Linked DNA regions of Mus musculus: region 2 is linked to region 1. The links are chromatin loops, found by intact Hi-C in ENCODE. Cell type or tissue: left cerebral cortex. All regions are shown on one strand. Each heading gives the region's core, and the rest is flanking DNA. Links, peaks and the distances in the headings are about the cores only. Region 1 holds the start of Rgs7 (regulator of G protein signaling 7). Region 2 has its middle 46 kb from the start of Fh1.

Region 1 (7,283 bases), core at 2,453-4,952:
TTTCGGTTTTAATTTCTCTTTTGTCTGAGGCTGGTGTGGATAATTAGCAGGAAAATGGCCTCAGAGTGACCAAAGGGACTGCGGGAGTGGGGAAGCATTCCACAATGAGTTTATTGTGCTAGAAATAATAGTAAGATGATTGCAGAGGAGGTATTTCTTAGAGATCTAAAGCCCTGCGTCTTCTCTCCCTTATATCGCTTTTAAATCAATTATCCTGTAAACCATCAATGGACTGCTGAGAACAGCAGCCCCTTTCACAGGCTTCTCCACTTTCTGCTTGTCCTGTCTCACTGTTTTTACATAGCAAATAGCCTCATCTTAATAATGAGTTCTCTTCTCAAAAATCAAAATGCTCTCTCAATGTTACCATTTAATTAGCTCTCCCTGTGACATGGGTGTGTGATGGGAAGGGCCTCTGTTCTTCCCCATGATGACACAGAGGAAGCCGGTTTGAAGGGCAGGTCAGCTTTCTCTAAGATGGGGCTTGAAGCTACTTAGCTCAGTTCAGTATTGTTGACTGCTGTTTTTCCCGTCTGTAAGCTGTGCTCATGGTCTCTTGCCCCACTGTCGAGGTCATAAGTAACTAGAGGTCTACTCCCAGTCAGACAGATATTCCATGTCTGAGGCTGGAGGAGTGAACAGGAGAGGAAATGCTGGTGGCATCATTGGTCTTAAACTTTTCAAAAGGGAGAAATACCAGCATCCTCTGTAAGCAAGCTGCAGTCATGTCACAAGAAACAGATTCAACCAGTGTAAGAAAGGAAAGGATCATGGGAGGATGCGTTATTTTAATTAGGGTTAACACAATAAGGCTCACTGGGAGGGTATCTTCTGAGATAAGAATGGAAGATGACACCAACATTTGAGGGCAGAACATTCCAGATAGGAGGGATAGCCAGTGCAAATGTCCTGTGGCACCAGAATATGGACTTTATCCACTTATAAATGCATCATGAAACAAGGAGACCCCATGACTGGAGCAGAGTGGCCCAGTGGACTGGCTAGCTTTGGCCAACTAACATCAACTAGATTAATTTTAACTGAGGAATTGCCTACATCAGCTTGGCCTATGGCCACCTCTTTGAGGCATTTTTGTAGGAGGACTAAGCCCACTGAGGGTGGTGCCATCCTTTGACTGTATAGGAAAAGTAGGTAAGCAAGCCAGCAGAGGTCAGTCATTTAGCTGAGCTCCTCCAAGGTCCCTGTTTCAGTTCTTGCCTCTGGGTTCCTGACTCGAGTTTCTACCTTGACTTTCTTTGATGATGGACTGTACACCAAATATTCCGTTTCCTTCCCCAAATCGGTCTTGCTTACCATTTTATCACAGCAATAAAAAGGAAAACGAGGACACCAGATTAGCATATGAAATTCAGAATGGTAACCGCATATTCATCTAACCCTACCTGCTGCTGGTGTCTCAAGGACACCCTTTAGTTTGACTGGCTTACATCCTTTGGGAGGTGCTGGATAGAGAAATCACATAGCAGTTACATTTGAAATGAACACTCTGGCTGCTCTGCATGGAACCTGTTGATTGGGTTGATGGAAGGTATGGGAGGGGGGCATCTGTTTTTCTCCCCAAACTTGATTGCACACTCCCTGAAGATCAAAGCTACCTACTGGATTTGTTCAAATTCTTTGTAGAAGAATAGGAATCTTCCATTCACAGTAAATAAATAAAAATAAATAAATACTTTCAGAATAAAAATGGGTTCCTGCATCGGTGGGTAATAACTTAGGATGCCTAAGCTTCCAATTATTTATAAAAATAGATGTTCATAAAAATAGGTACTGTTTCTATTATTTCAAAAATATTGATACAATTGAACTTCCTTCCCTAGGTGAAACCATTGAAGTTAGATTTATTTCTCTTGGTGGAACTATTAAAGTTTGACGTTTAAAATGAAACAAAACAAACAAACAAACAAAAAACCCCCTTTTAAATGTCCTTTGGGGGGTTGATGAGGTTATAGGTAGGTCTTTTGCCTAGTGCTCAGAAGGTCCCATCTGGCATATAAAATGCATATAGTACCACATTTAAGAATTTCATTTGTTTAACAAAAATATTACAGTACATAAATGGATGGTAGAGAAAATAGTAAGACTAATTTGAATAATGACAGTTGAGAATCATGAGAACGTTAAAATATAAGATACAGATGGATTTGGTGGTATCTAGGCTATTTCTTCTAGTCTAGATCTGAATAATGCGAGTCCCTGGAAATTGTAAGGTGATAAATATAATATTGCATACTGATAGAGTTATGAGTTGTCTCCTGAATTGAATCTTCCTCCTTAGTTCTTTCCTGGCAACTGTAACTATCCTTACAGGCTCCTTCAGGCCATTTCATTTAGGGCAAAGTGGTGAGCACACCCAGTGACTTTTTCCATATCTATCTATATCTAAAAGCACATGAGTATCCAGACAGTAGAGAGAGCAAGGGGAAAGGAAGGAAGGGAGGCAGGGGGCTGAAGAGAGAGCAGCCGGTTTCAGCTAGAGTAAGACCACCAAGAAACTATTAGGAGAGAATGGAAACAAAGAGAATTTCCCTAACAGTGGAAAGATTTGGGGAAATTGATGGAAAGTAGGGAGAGAAGTCAGACATGGCTGTGGGTAACCTGGCCTGGGAACGTGATCCTGTAGTATTTAGAACATGGGTACGGATAGATAAATGCTACTTTGAATGACACCTGAAAGAGCCTGGGTGAGGCTGGAAACGTGACTGGTACCCACAGATATTTGGATAGCAGTTATATTAAGGTTTACCCTGCTTGGAGAAGCAGCCACAGATGGCACTGGATAGCCAATTCTGGTGCCACCGGTTTGTAATCCCAGCTGTTTGGAAGGCTGAGGCAGGAGAATGTTGAATTTAAGGTCTGTTTGGGCTAAACTGAGTTTAAGACCAGCCTGGTTGGACGCTGTCTCAAAAGTGAAAAACAAACAAACAAACAAACAAACAAACGAAGGTGCTGGTAGAGAGGGTTGTGAATGGGATGCAGCTCATTGGCAGGGGCCTTAGGTTTAGTCCGCCTACACACACAAATCACACTGGCTAAATCGTCTTTATCCTCAGTCCTATAGAGGAAGCCTTCTCAGATGTTCAGATTCCCACAACTTCCTAATGTCCCAGAAAGCTGGGTACATTTCACGAGGACAAAAACTTTTTTCTTTAATGTCTTCCCAGTCCTTGAAAAATTAGTGCCGGAAACCTGAAGAATTTCTGGGGTTCGGGGTATCAGCAACCCCAGACCCTTTGTGATTCTGTGAACCCCAGTAGAGGACAAGGACTAAAGACAAGTTTCTCTGAGCCCAGTAGGTTAGACCAGCCAGACATCAGCCATGGGCCTTCAATGTCACAGGTGGTGAGATTGTTCGCTTTTGGTAGAGGCCTCCAAATTCCTTCCCGGTATTTCCAACTTAATAGGAGGCAGTGAAAGTCATGGGCAAACAGGCTGGAGTGAGGAAGGGGGCCTGCCAATGAGTCATTTGGTCCTGGCCATTGCTTTCACTTCTGGGATATTCCAGCATCTCTCTGGGCTGTTACTTAAGCATAAGGATTATCAATCATTTGCTTCCCTAGTTCTGCCAGCAGGGTCGCCAGGAGCGCGATGCAGACCTGCCAGCCGCAGGGGGCCTTATCCATTCATCCATTTACCCACTCACCCACCCTTTCACCCACCTACCCATCCACCCACCCTCCGCCAAGCCCTTCCTCCTGCTTAGCTCAGTTTGGCTCTCCAGGCCTGCGGCGGCGCGTGGGCTTGCCAGCGCGGGGGACAGGGCCTGTGCTCCCGAGGGGTTGCGGGGTCGGGAGGCCGGGGACACCCAGGGGTGTGGCGGCGGCGAAGCCGAGCCCGTCCGAGCCGGCACCTTCGGGCGTCCCTGTCCCACGTGACTGTCGCCTCCTCCCTCCTCCCAGTCGCGCGCGCACGGGCCAGGCGTCTCGACTCCCGCGCGCGCTCGACTGGTCCCAGTCCCCGGGAGGAGAAGCGGAGGAGGGAACGAGCGAGGCGGCCCGGGGGAGCGGGCGCGAGCGGCGGCTGCCGGGGCCGCCTGTGCACCGCGGCGAGGGTGGCGGTGGCCTGAGCAGCGCGAGTGTGATGAGGCTGCCCTGCCTCGCAGCTCCGCTCGCAGCCAGCTGACAGCGCCTGCCCTCAGCACACCCGGAGGGGAGCCGCGGGGCCGTGACCTTGGCCGAGGAGGTAACCGGAGGGAGCGGAAGGGGAGGAGGCGGCGCCACCTGGAGTCCCCGGGACCCCTGGTCCCGCACCCGGTCCTCGCCCTGCGACGACGGGAGTCACGGTCCCCAATGAGTGGCGCGCCCGGCCGGCCGGGCTGGGGCGCTGCGCACGCCGCGGTCCACGGTGCTGAAACTGCTGCCCGGTGTGGCCAGTGCCTGGATGAGGGGCAAGGCTGCCTGCCATTTGCTGCCTCCGAGAGCAAGGGCCGAGCAGGATGAGCTGGGACCCAGATTTCTCTGCTCTTCTGGCTGATTGTTCCAGGCTTGTGCAGTTAGCTTGCTCTCGGAGGTGAGCCAGGTGATTGCTCAAGGCTTGACTTCCCATCAGCCTTGGGTTGCTTGGACCTAATTTGGAAGCTTTCTTCCAAAGATTAGTCAGGATCAGGTCCAGACTTAGCGCACCGAGGTGGGAGCACAGAGGAGCCATGGGCTGGCAGTGAAAGCAGGTGAAAGTGGAAAAGCCTATGTATGCCCAGGCTGTGTGGGGAGCCCAAGAAATGGAGAACAAACATGTGCCTGAAAAGAACACTTGTGGGGAAGGGGCCTCTGTCGCGCCTGCCATGGGAAACTAGCTGGCTACTAGGAGAAAGTGGGCTGCAGCGGGTGTTGGCTTTCTGCCCTTTGGGGAGAACCGCATCAAGTGGAGCAGCAAGTATCCAGGGAGAACAGTGGGTATTAGGGAAGTGCCAACCATGGGGTTTTTAAGTAAGTACCTAATACTTTTAAAAAGAGAGTATTCACAAAATGAAGTCCACAAAAACCTTAGCTAGCTGACTATTTCGAACTGGAAGGTTGTCTGTTGAGATTTCCTGGGGCTACTACAGATGTAAACTTCTGCCTTTGTATTTCTTTAAAAAAGAAAAACTCCATGTCTGGTGTTCTCCTCATCCCAGAAATGAAAGAATTCTTCCCGTGGTTTGGGTACTGTGAACATGAAGGTGTGTGTGTGTGTGTGTGTGTGTGTGTGTGTGTGTGTGTGTGTTGGCGGATGTCTGTTCCCCCCAGGACTACCAGGCTCTCACTAGAGGCTCTCTAATTCTTTGCAGGGCAGATTGATCATCCTTGTATCTGAGCTACCAAGTTCTGGGTGAAATGGCTCAGGGAAATAATTATGGACAGACCAGCAACGGGGTGGCGGACGAATCACCCAACATGCTGGTGTACAGAAAGGTAAGAATTCTTCACTTCCCTAGGAAACGGGAAACTTCAGCTTGATTTCTTTTTCTTTCTTTCTTTCTTTCTTTCTTTCTTTCTTTCTTTCTTTCTTTCTTTCTTTCTTTCTTTCTTTCTTCCTTCCTTCCTTCCTTCCTTCCTTTCTTTCTCTTTCTTTCTTTCTTTCTTTCTTTCTTTCTTTCTTTCTTTCTTTCTTCCTTCCTTCCTTCCTTTCCCTTCCTTCCTTCCTTCCTTCCTTCCTTCCTTCCTTCCTTCCTTCCTCCCTCCCTCCCTCCCTTCCTTTCCTTCCTTCCTCTTTCCTTTATTCCTTCCCCTTTCCTTTATTCCTTCCTTTTGTCCTTCCTTCCTTCCTTCTTTCCTTCCTTCCTTCCTTTTTCTTCTTTCTTTTGCCTGAATCAGAGTATTTATCAACTTTGTGAACTCCCAGAGCATCAATGGTTAAGTACTGCACTAAAAGATGATCAGATGCTCCTAAGTGACAGGAAGTACACGAGTCCTAGCACATTCCCTGATGATTGTTAGAGTCACCTGTCCTTAGAAGCTACACTGGCTATTCAATGTGTTATGTTATTCCACTTGATTCAATACCATCCCTTGCAATTGTTTCAGAAGCTGTTTTAAAACCATTAGGTTATAATAATTTCTTAAGTGCACCGAAGTTTGGAAAGCAAAGGATGGCTTTGCAGGTCTGTAGTGAGGGTGACTCTATCCGTGGACGTGTATGCTTTCATAAGTTTGCTCCCAGCTAGATGACTCCAGTTCTTTCAGTCTTAACCTAGTTTTCCTTTGTATTATTTCTGTGATTTTGTCTATAACATCTATGTTATAGTGTCATATGCCCATGGGATAAATCTGTACAATCCAGATCCCCCTTCTGCAACCATATCTAACAGTTTTCTGTCATGCTTTCAGCAACAAACTTCTAGACATTGAGCCACGTTTGGGTTTTGCCTGTGCTTTGGAATGGTTGCTTAGGAAACTTCAAGATGGTTATAATCAACAAGCTTACTAAAATTAAGGATGCAGTATTCTTTATGTAACTTCTACATTGATATTTTTTTTCCTTTTGTAGTTTTTACTGGAATCATTTTTCTTAAGCATATTACCTGGGGTGTGTCTTGGCTCAGATTTCATTAGTTGACACTGACAGTGGCCAGTGGAAATCATCCTCTGAGGTCAAGAATGTTATTAAGGGTTTTGATTAGCAAGCATTCACTGGATCCAGCATAAATGTAGCTCTGTGAGGTATGAACTGGTTGTGAATACAGAGGAAAGGCTGAATGCAGAATCCCAACTATACTTGTGTGGCCCAGAGACATTAGAAGGTAGCCAGGAATGAGCTGGGGGAATAGTGACATCACTCTAAGCAGATGCATGATGTCAGGACACAATACTAACTGCTTATCCTGTAGCCTGTGAATAGTGTTATTCTGTATACTTATAAATTTAGCCAGATGTGTGTGAGACGGTACAGAATGAAAGGGAAGAAAAATAAGGGACTAGATGACTATTTCCATCATTTTATTCAAATAGATGAATTAAGATTATCATGCACGTGAACTTAAGTCATGGCTACTTCATCCGGCCACTGAATGAAGTAACTGTGCTTGCATATTTTACATACAGAGTTGATCTAGAGATAAAAAAATATTCTTGTGGTATTTAGGTACTTTAAAGTAACTCTAATATTTTATTTTATTTTGAATGTTGTAACATGCAAGATGTGAGAATTTAAAAAATCTATCCTAGGAGTTTATGCAGTATGTAGGGCTGTACTTTTAGAGTCCCCTAAATTATGGTAGCAAGCTATGTCCGTTAAATCTCACAGCTGAATTCCCTTTCTGTTTGCCTATAAACAGTTGACGGCTT
Region 2 (7,283 bases), core at 2,291-4,790, 87 kb before region 1:
GGGTCATGGAGAGGAGGTAGTGGAGACATGGCTGGTTAGTATCAGGTCACCACAGTTAGGTAACAAGATGGTTTGCAGTTAGAATGAGTCGTTGGGGGAGGAGCTTATTGTCATGTTCACTCTGTTCTTCCAGTGGCCTTCTAGATTTTATTTTTAACAACATAATGGTTGATTTTCTCCTGTTTTCAGGAGAAATAAAACATTTCTGTGTGAGCTCTGCTATTGGCCTACTGTGCCACTTGGAGTCAGCCTGCTTCCACGAGTTTATGCTTGAACCTGAAGACATCTCACTTTCGGTTGACGTCTCCAAAGCAGCTGTAAGTGCCTATGTGTGATGGAGTCATAATTGCCCTCTACTATAGCCATGGTCTGGCTGGAAGTTTCCTCCAAAGCCCTTGAATTCCTAGGCTTGAAAACCATCTGGGGTACCTTAGGAGTTAGTGATAAGAACTTTTACTTTTGTTTTATTTTATTTTATTTTTAAATAATATTTTAATTTATTCTTTCAGAATTTCAAACAACAGATTTTGTTTATATTCACATAGCCTGAAAGTCCTCTGAGATCATCTGCACCTCTCTACCTGTGCAACTTTGTTTCCTCTTTTCTTCTTCTTCTTCTTCTCCTTCTTCTTCTTCTTCTTCTTCTTCTTCTTCTTCTTCTTCTTCTTCTTCTTCTTCTTCTTCTTCTTCTTCTTCTTCTTCTTCTTCTTCTTCTTCTTTCTTCTTTCTTCTTTTTCTTCTTCTTCTTCTTCTTCTTCTTCTTCTTCTTCTTCTTCCTCTTCCTCTTCCTCTTCCTCTTCCTCTTCTTCCTTCTTCTCCTTCTTCTCCTTCTCCTCTCTTTCTCCTTCCTCTTCCTCTCCTCCTCCTCCTCCTTTTCCTTCTTCTTCTACATGGAGTCCAATTTGCCCAAATTTTATTGGGGGTAAGGCTGATGTACCAGGGTTTAAACCTTAAAGAAAACTCTCCCTCTCCCTCCCCCCTCATAATCACTGATCTTCTGACTCTTAAAATCTTTTGCACTCCTCTTCCCTGATGATCTTTGGGGACAGGGTATGACATAAATGTCTCATTTGGGGCTGTGAATGCTACATTTTTTTCTTCTCTTCATGTTCCAGCTGTGGGTCTTTCTGTTCATCAGTGTCTACAGCAAGAAGCAGCTTTTCAGATGAGAGTTGAGGGATGTAATGATCTATGAGTGTAGCAATAATAGGTCCTTAGAGCTGGTTTCATAGCATACCATCCTAAATATGTGGATTTTATCTATTGTTGTTGGTATCTTTTTTTTATTAGATATTTTCTTTATATACATTTCAAATGCTATCCTGAAAGTTCCCTATACCCTCCCACCACCCTGCTCCCCTACCCACCCACTCCTGCTTCTTGGCCCTGGCATTCCCCTGTACTTGGTCATAAAATGTTTGCAATACCAAGGGGCCTCTCTTCCCAGTGATGGCCGACTAGGCCATCTTCTGCTACATATGAAGCTAGAATCACGAGGTCTGGGAGTACTGGTTAGTTCATATGCTTGTTCCACCTATAGGGTTGCAGACCCCTTCAGCTCCTTGGGTGCTTTCTCTAGCTTCTCCATTGGGGGCCCTATGCTCCATCTTATAGAGGACTGTGAGCATCCACTTCTGTATTTGCCAGGCCACTGTATTTGTACAACCACTCTGGAAGTCAGTCTGGAGGTTCCTCAGAAAATTAGACATAATACTACTGGAAGATCCAGCAATACCTCTCCTGGGCATATACCCAGAAGAAGTTCCAACTGGTAATAAGAACACATGCTCCATTATGTTCATAGCAGCCTTATTTATAATAGCCAGAAGCTGGAAAGAACCTAGATATCCCTCAACAGAAGAACGGATACAGAAAACGTGGTACATTTACACAATGGAGTACTACTCAGCTATTAAAAAGAATGAATTTATGAAATTCTTGGACAAATGGATGGATCTGGAGGATATCATCCTTAGTGAGGTAACCCAATCACAAAAGAAGTCATTAGATATGCACTCACTGATAAGTGGATATTAGCCCAAAAAACATAGAACACCCAAGATACAATTTGTAAAACACAAGAAAATCAAGAAGAGGGATGACCAACAGGTGGATACTTCATTCCTCCTTAGAATAGGGTACAAAATAACCATGAAAGGAGTTTGGAGCTAAGACGAAAGGAAAGGATGATATCTTTTTTTTAATGCTTTAAAGAATATTTTTGTTTCCCTAAAACCAAACACAACATCTAGTCACTGACAGTGTGTGGCTGATGTCCTTCTTTCTGGTGCTCAGTTGCATATAAAACATATGTTGTTGTGGAACTCACTGCAACATGACACCTTCTTAGCAATGCCCTGGAAGAAGGTCTTTCTTCCCCACCTAAAGAGAACATTCAAGGATCTAGGAGACTAGAGTTCTAGTCTTGATTCTGATATTAAATAGGAGTTGACCTTGGTATTGTCCATTGACTTCTCTGATCCCAAGCTTTTTCATCCATAAAATGGTAGAAGTTAAAAGACCTTTAAGGTTGACACTAACTCGACCCTTGAATCTAGGCCACCTTGTTAGAATAGGGCAGCGGAAGTGCTAGGGTAATAGAAATGAAATTGCTCTTTTTCCTCCCTGAAGCACCTGGGCTGTTTCCAAATGGAAATTTCAGCATTAGTAACTGTGAGCAAGAGATGTCCCAGCCAAGCTCAGTGAGACAACAGTGGCTCACGCCTAGGACTCAGGGTATGCAAATCCCACGCCGTGCCTGTGTGTATCCAGCACCACCTTGGACTTTCATAGGAATAGAAACGAAGGACTTTTTAGTTTTCAAAAATAAAAGGTTTCAGATTTAAATCGGATTTGCTTTTGAATTATTCTTAGGAACAAGGGAAAATTAGCTAAACCTCCAAGTCATTCGGCAACCTTCCATCTGCCAGTTCACCCCCATGCCACCTCAATAGCGTCTGCATTCCTATTCCACCCTGGCTGCCGACTCTTGGCTGGTTCTCTGGACCACTTTCTTCAGGATCTTGTGTCTGTTCACAGGATTATAGATTACAACTACTGTTGCCACTAAAATCAACTTTGGAAGATGGACCCCCATCTTTCCAAATACTCCCTACCTGCCTGAATGACACAGCTAACACAGCAATGTAGCTACTGCTACAAGCCAGTGAGCCTCTCTGAGAGCCAATTTCTCTGGATTTTATGTTTCCCACAGTTGCCATCTGTGAGCACATTAGCAAACCCAGAAAGGCCAAGAAGCTCTGCTCCCTGCTTGCATGGGTGTGCTGTCAATAATGCAGTTATATAACTTATTACTGATAATTATGCATTTTATCATCTCAGGGGTAGGTTGTTTGTTCAGGATAACTCCGTAAGGCCCCAAGTGTAGCTTTGATTGTTGCCCAAATCACCGAATGACATGGCCAGAGATAGCTATGCAGTTTCCCCACGTCAACCCTCCACGGATACCTCACGGCTGTCTAAATGACGCCCACTGTTGTTTACTTGGCTGGGAACTGTCTCCTCACAATTCTGGCACAAAGATGGAGATGAGTAACATAATGAATAGGCAACTAGAAGGGGAAATTTAGGGCGATTTAAATGCATGTACTTCTGCCGTGATGAATCGCCATGCACAGCATGAGACAGAAGCTGGCACATGATTTTAAATGCTGGAAAAATAAAGACCAATCATTGCCTTAGGATCAGGATTTGAGAACTGATTACAGACTAGTCTTGAAAAATAAAAAAAGAAAGAAAGAGAAAAAGAAAGAAAGAAAGAAAGAAAGAAAGAAAGGATGAATTTCCTTTTATTTTGAATCATGTATGTATGTATGTATGTATGCATGTATGCATGTATGCATGTATGTGAGTGCAGGTACCCGAGGAATCCAGAAGAGGACATAGGATGTCTCAGAGCTGGCATTACGGGTGTTTGTGAGCTGTCTTGTGTGGCTGCTGGAAATGGAACTCAGTTCCTCTGTAAAAGCAGAGTGTACTCTACCACTGAGCCCTTCAGCTTATTCTTACTATGACCCCTAAATAAATCTAATATTTATTTGTATCTTGGTTTCTGAAAGACAATAGAAATAAGCAAAGTAATTATTTTTACCCTCAGAACTTTTACATCATTCAAATCCCTAATTACATGAGCAGTAAAATATACAAATATATTTTCTAGGCATTTGAAAACTAGAGATAAACATTATCTCTACACTGTACATTTGGGGCTGCAAGGGGCTTACATTTATTTTTGAGAGGAATTATTGTGGTAGTTCATGAGGAAAATCCCTTGCTGACCTCCTCTGTCAAGGTATGAAGTTTGAAACCTGCCAGCAAGCAGGGACTTTGAACCCTCCTTCCTGTATCCCTGGCAGTTGGATTTGAACCTTACCAGTAAATGCAGCCTTCTCAGCTCAATCATGTTTCATGGGGCCCCGAAACTAGAGTACAGATACAAATGGTTAGACCATTCAGAAATAATCCAACATACTGCCCTTCTCTGAAATGGACTTGCTGCTTGAATGGCAAAGGGAATTTATTTCTTCACCATATTCTGATCTCCTGATTATATGACATTATAGTAAATACTGTGCAGACAGCTTTAAGGGTGTGGTGAATTATACGGGACTGAAACCCCAGCCATAAATGCTGGGCATGAGAAAGAGGTTAGTTAAGTGGGGGGCACAGGGTAGACATTACTGATTTCTTAGTTGTAAATAATGAGGAGAAATAAAGTTAATATTTGATCCCTGATGGAATTAGAGAAAACTACATAACATTGAGGGAAATCAGATTTGAAAGCACAGTCCTGAAAGTACAAAAAAATAGAGAAAATAATATATTTATTACTATTAATTATACACCAGTAATTTCTTAATATAGTAGATGTATTATAAGTAATATAAAAGATAATTAATATAATAAGGTAAACGTAGTAATCTAAAACATGTTTCTTTTTTGTTGTTTTACCTCTGTTCTCAAATTTATCACATTTTAATTGATTAATTTATTTACTTTATATCCAGATCACAGCTTCCTTCCTCTCCTCCCAGACCCCCCTTCTTACCTTCCCCTCCCTCCCTTTTTCCGAAGAGAAGAAGAGGCCTCCTGTGGGTTTCAACTGACCTTGGCGTATCAAGCTGCAGTATGACTAGGTTCATCTCCTATTGAAGCTAGGCAAGGAAGCCCAGCTAGGGAAAAGGGATCCACAGACGGATCCACAACGGAGTCCGAGACAACACCTGCATCTGCTGTTAGGGGTCCCACATCTGTTACATGTGTGTAGAGTGCCCAAATCCCTTCTATGAAGGTTCTCTGCCTGGTGATTCAGTCTCAGTGAGCCCCTATGGGCCCAGATTAGTTGATTCTGTAGGTTTTCTTGTGGTGTCCGTGACCTCTATGGCTTCTTCAAACCTTTCTCTCCCTCTTCCACAGGATTTCCCAAGCCCCGCCTGAAGTTTGGCTGAGGGTCTTCGCATATGTTTCCATCAGCTGCTGGGTGAAGCCTCTCAGATCACAGTTACAATAGGCACCTGTCTGCAAGTAAAATAGAATGTCATTAGTAGTGTCAGGATGCACTCCCATGGCATGGGGTTCAAGATGGCCCAGCTCTCTCTCTCTCTCTCTCTCTCTCTCTCTCTCTCTCTCTCCATATGAATGACAGAGCAATAATTTGTGTGTGTGTGTGTGTGTGTGTGTGTGTTATGCCTTCATTTTGTTGTTGTGATTAAAATACTCCAACAAAGGAGAAAGGGTTTAACTGTTTTTTAATCCCAGGTTGTAGTCCATCAGTGTAGGAAGGTCAAGGCAGGAACTTGAAGCATCTAGTCACATCTGCTGTTGGGAAGAGAGAGAGAGTGAATGCATACTTGCTTGTGCTCAGCACCTTCTTTATACTTAATCAATCTGGAATCACCTGTCAAGGGAATAGTGTTGCCCACAGTGAGTGGGTCTTTATTCTTCACTAAATATAATCAAGATAATTCTCCAAAGACAAGCCCAATTTGTTACTTTTTTATATCCTAAATAAGTAGTCCATTCTTTTACTATGAAGTCCTTCATAGCATTTGATGCTTGTTTTTTTTTCCTGTATCTCATCTCACCTTCTGCAGAGTAGAGATTTTATTGTTTTTATTTTTGTCTCTAGCACCAAGTGTGAACTTGATATGCATTTTGACATCTTCATATTTCTTTAACTGATAAGTTCAAGAAAAACAAAACCTCATACACGTAAAAGATCAGAGGGGTAGAGTATAAAGTACAACTTCTACATGCAACTGAAAAAGAAAATCTGGACTTGACTGCTGCAAAAGGAAAGGGGCAGTATGGCTTCCAGGAGATGCTCTGTCTGTAAAGTCTACAAGTGTTTGGGGGCAGAAAGTTTTCTTGACTAGTGAGAAGTTGGGAATCTGAGAGGATGGGTTTTGTGCAAGTGGTATGAACTAGTGCATGGGTGATGTGAACAGGAATTTTTGTATTTTGATGTGTGCTTCATCCTAGAAGAGAACAAGAATTCTGTGGCCTAAGGGAAAGGAGAGAAGTCTTATGAGGTTTCATCAAGTTGGCTTTGTAGACAGTTTGCCCAAACCAGTCAGTGGTGATCAAGGATTGAGAATTTGAAGGTAATTTCAGGTTATTTAGGGTGATATAACAGAATGGGGCAGCTTGCAGGCAATAGAAATTGATCACTCACAGTTATGGGGCTAGAAATTCAAGATCAAGGAACTGATGGTCCATGTGTCTGGTGATGGCCCACTTCCTACTTCACAAATAGCACCTTCCTCCTGGAACACCACATGATAGAAGGTCAACTGAGCATCTTTGCGTTAGTATTATAAACACCTAGCCCCTTTTAGGAGGACTCTACCTTTTGGCTCTAATCACTACCAAAGGCCCAGCATCTTAAAACAGTCACAGCATCATGGGTTAGGATTTCATATGAACACTAGAGGACACAAGCATTGAGGCCAGAGAGATGGCCATGTCTGATTTTGTCACAGGTACACCAATGTTTTCCACAATCTTGTTTAAGTCATACATGGAGGGTGGTCTTTGTGTTGAGGGGTAATTATTGACTGATCACTACTATATTTCACTCTGTTAGTCTACAGGAATTTAGTCACAGTGAGGTCATCCATGCTCTGTAAGATGAGAGGATTGTTACTGAATTGTCCCCTCCAATTTCAGACTTAATGGAGAGGCTGTTCTTTAACACCCACCTCACACCATCATGTGTAGCCATCTGCCACATAAGTCACAGGCTCTGAAGTTTTACTTTGTCA

Evidence for each region. Peaks named below come from ENCODE experiments on the same cell type or tissue, not always from the same donor. Only the 100,000 strongest peaks of a DNase experiment are listed, where the experiment ranks them.
Region 2: a loop joins it to region 1, with 4 times the contacts of the local background. A loop is called at or near these places in 2 of 42 quality-filtered maps.

What each region holds. Positions count from the first base shown.
Region 1 is chr1:175,489,181-175,496,463 of GRCm38, reverse strand. Rgs7 (regulator of G protein signaling 7) reads left to right here and starts at 3,919. Exons shown (of 18, transcript NM_001347195.1): 1 at 3,919-4,203; 2 at 5,288-5,411. The coding sequence starts at 5,334. In left cerebral cortex, for the core only: a CTCF peak has its summit at 3,572; DNase peaks (open chromatin) are centred at 3,936, 4,473, 4,549 and 4,760; H3K4me3 peaks cover 1,839 bases; H3K27ac peaks cover 1,741 bases.
Region 2 is chr1:175,575,970-175,583,252 of GRCm38, reverse strand. No RefSeq gene overlaps it. Among named protein-coding and RNA genes, the nearest start is that of Fh1, 46 kb to the left of the region's middle. In left cerebral cortex, for the core only: no CTCF peak of the experiment used is centred there; DNase peaks (open chromatin) are centred at 2,731, 2,932, 3,253 and 3,500; H3K27ac peaks cover 269 bases.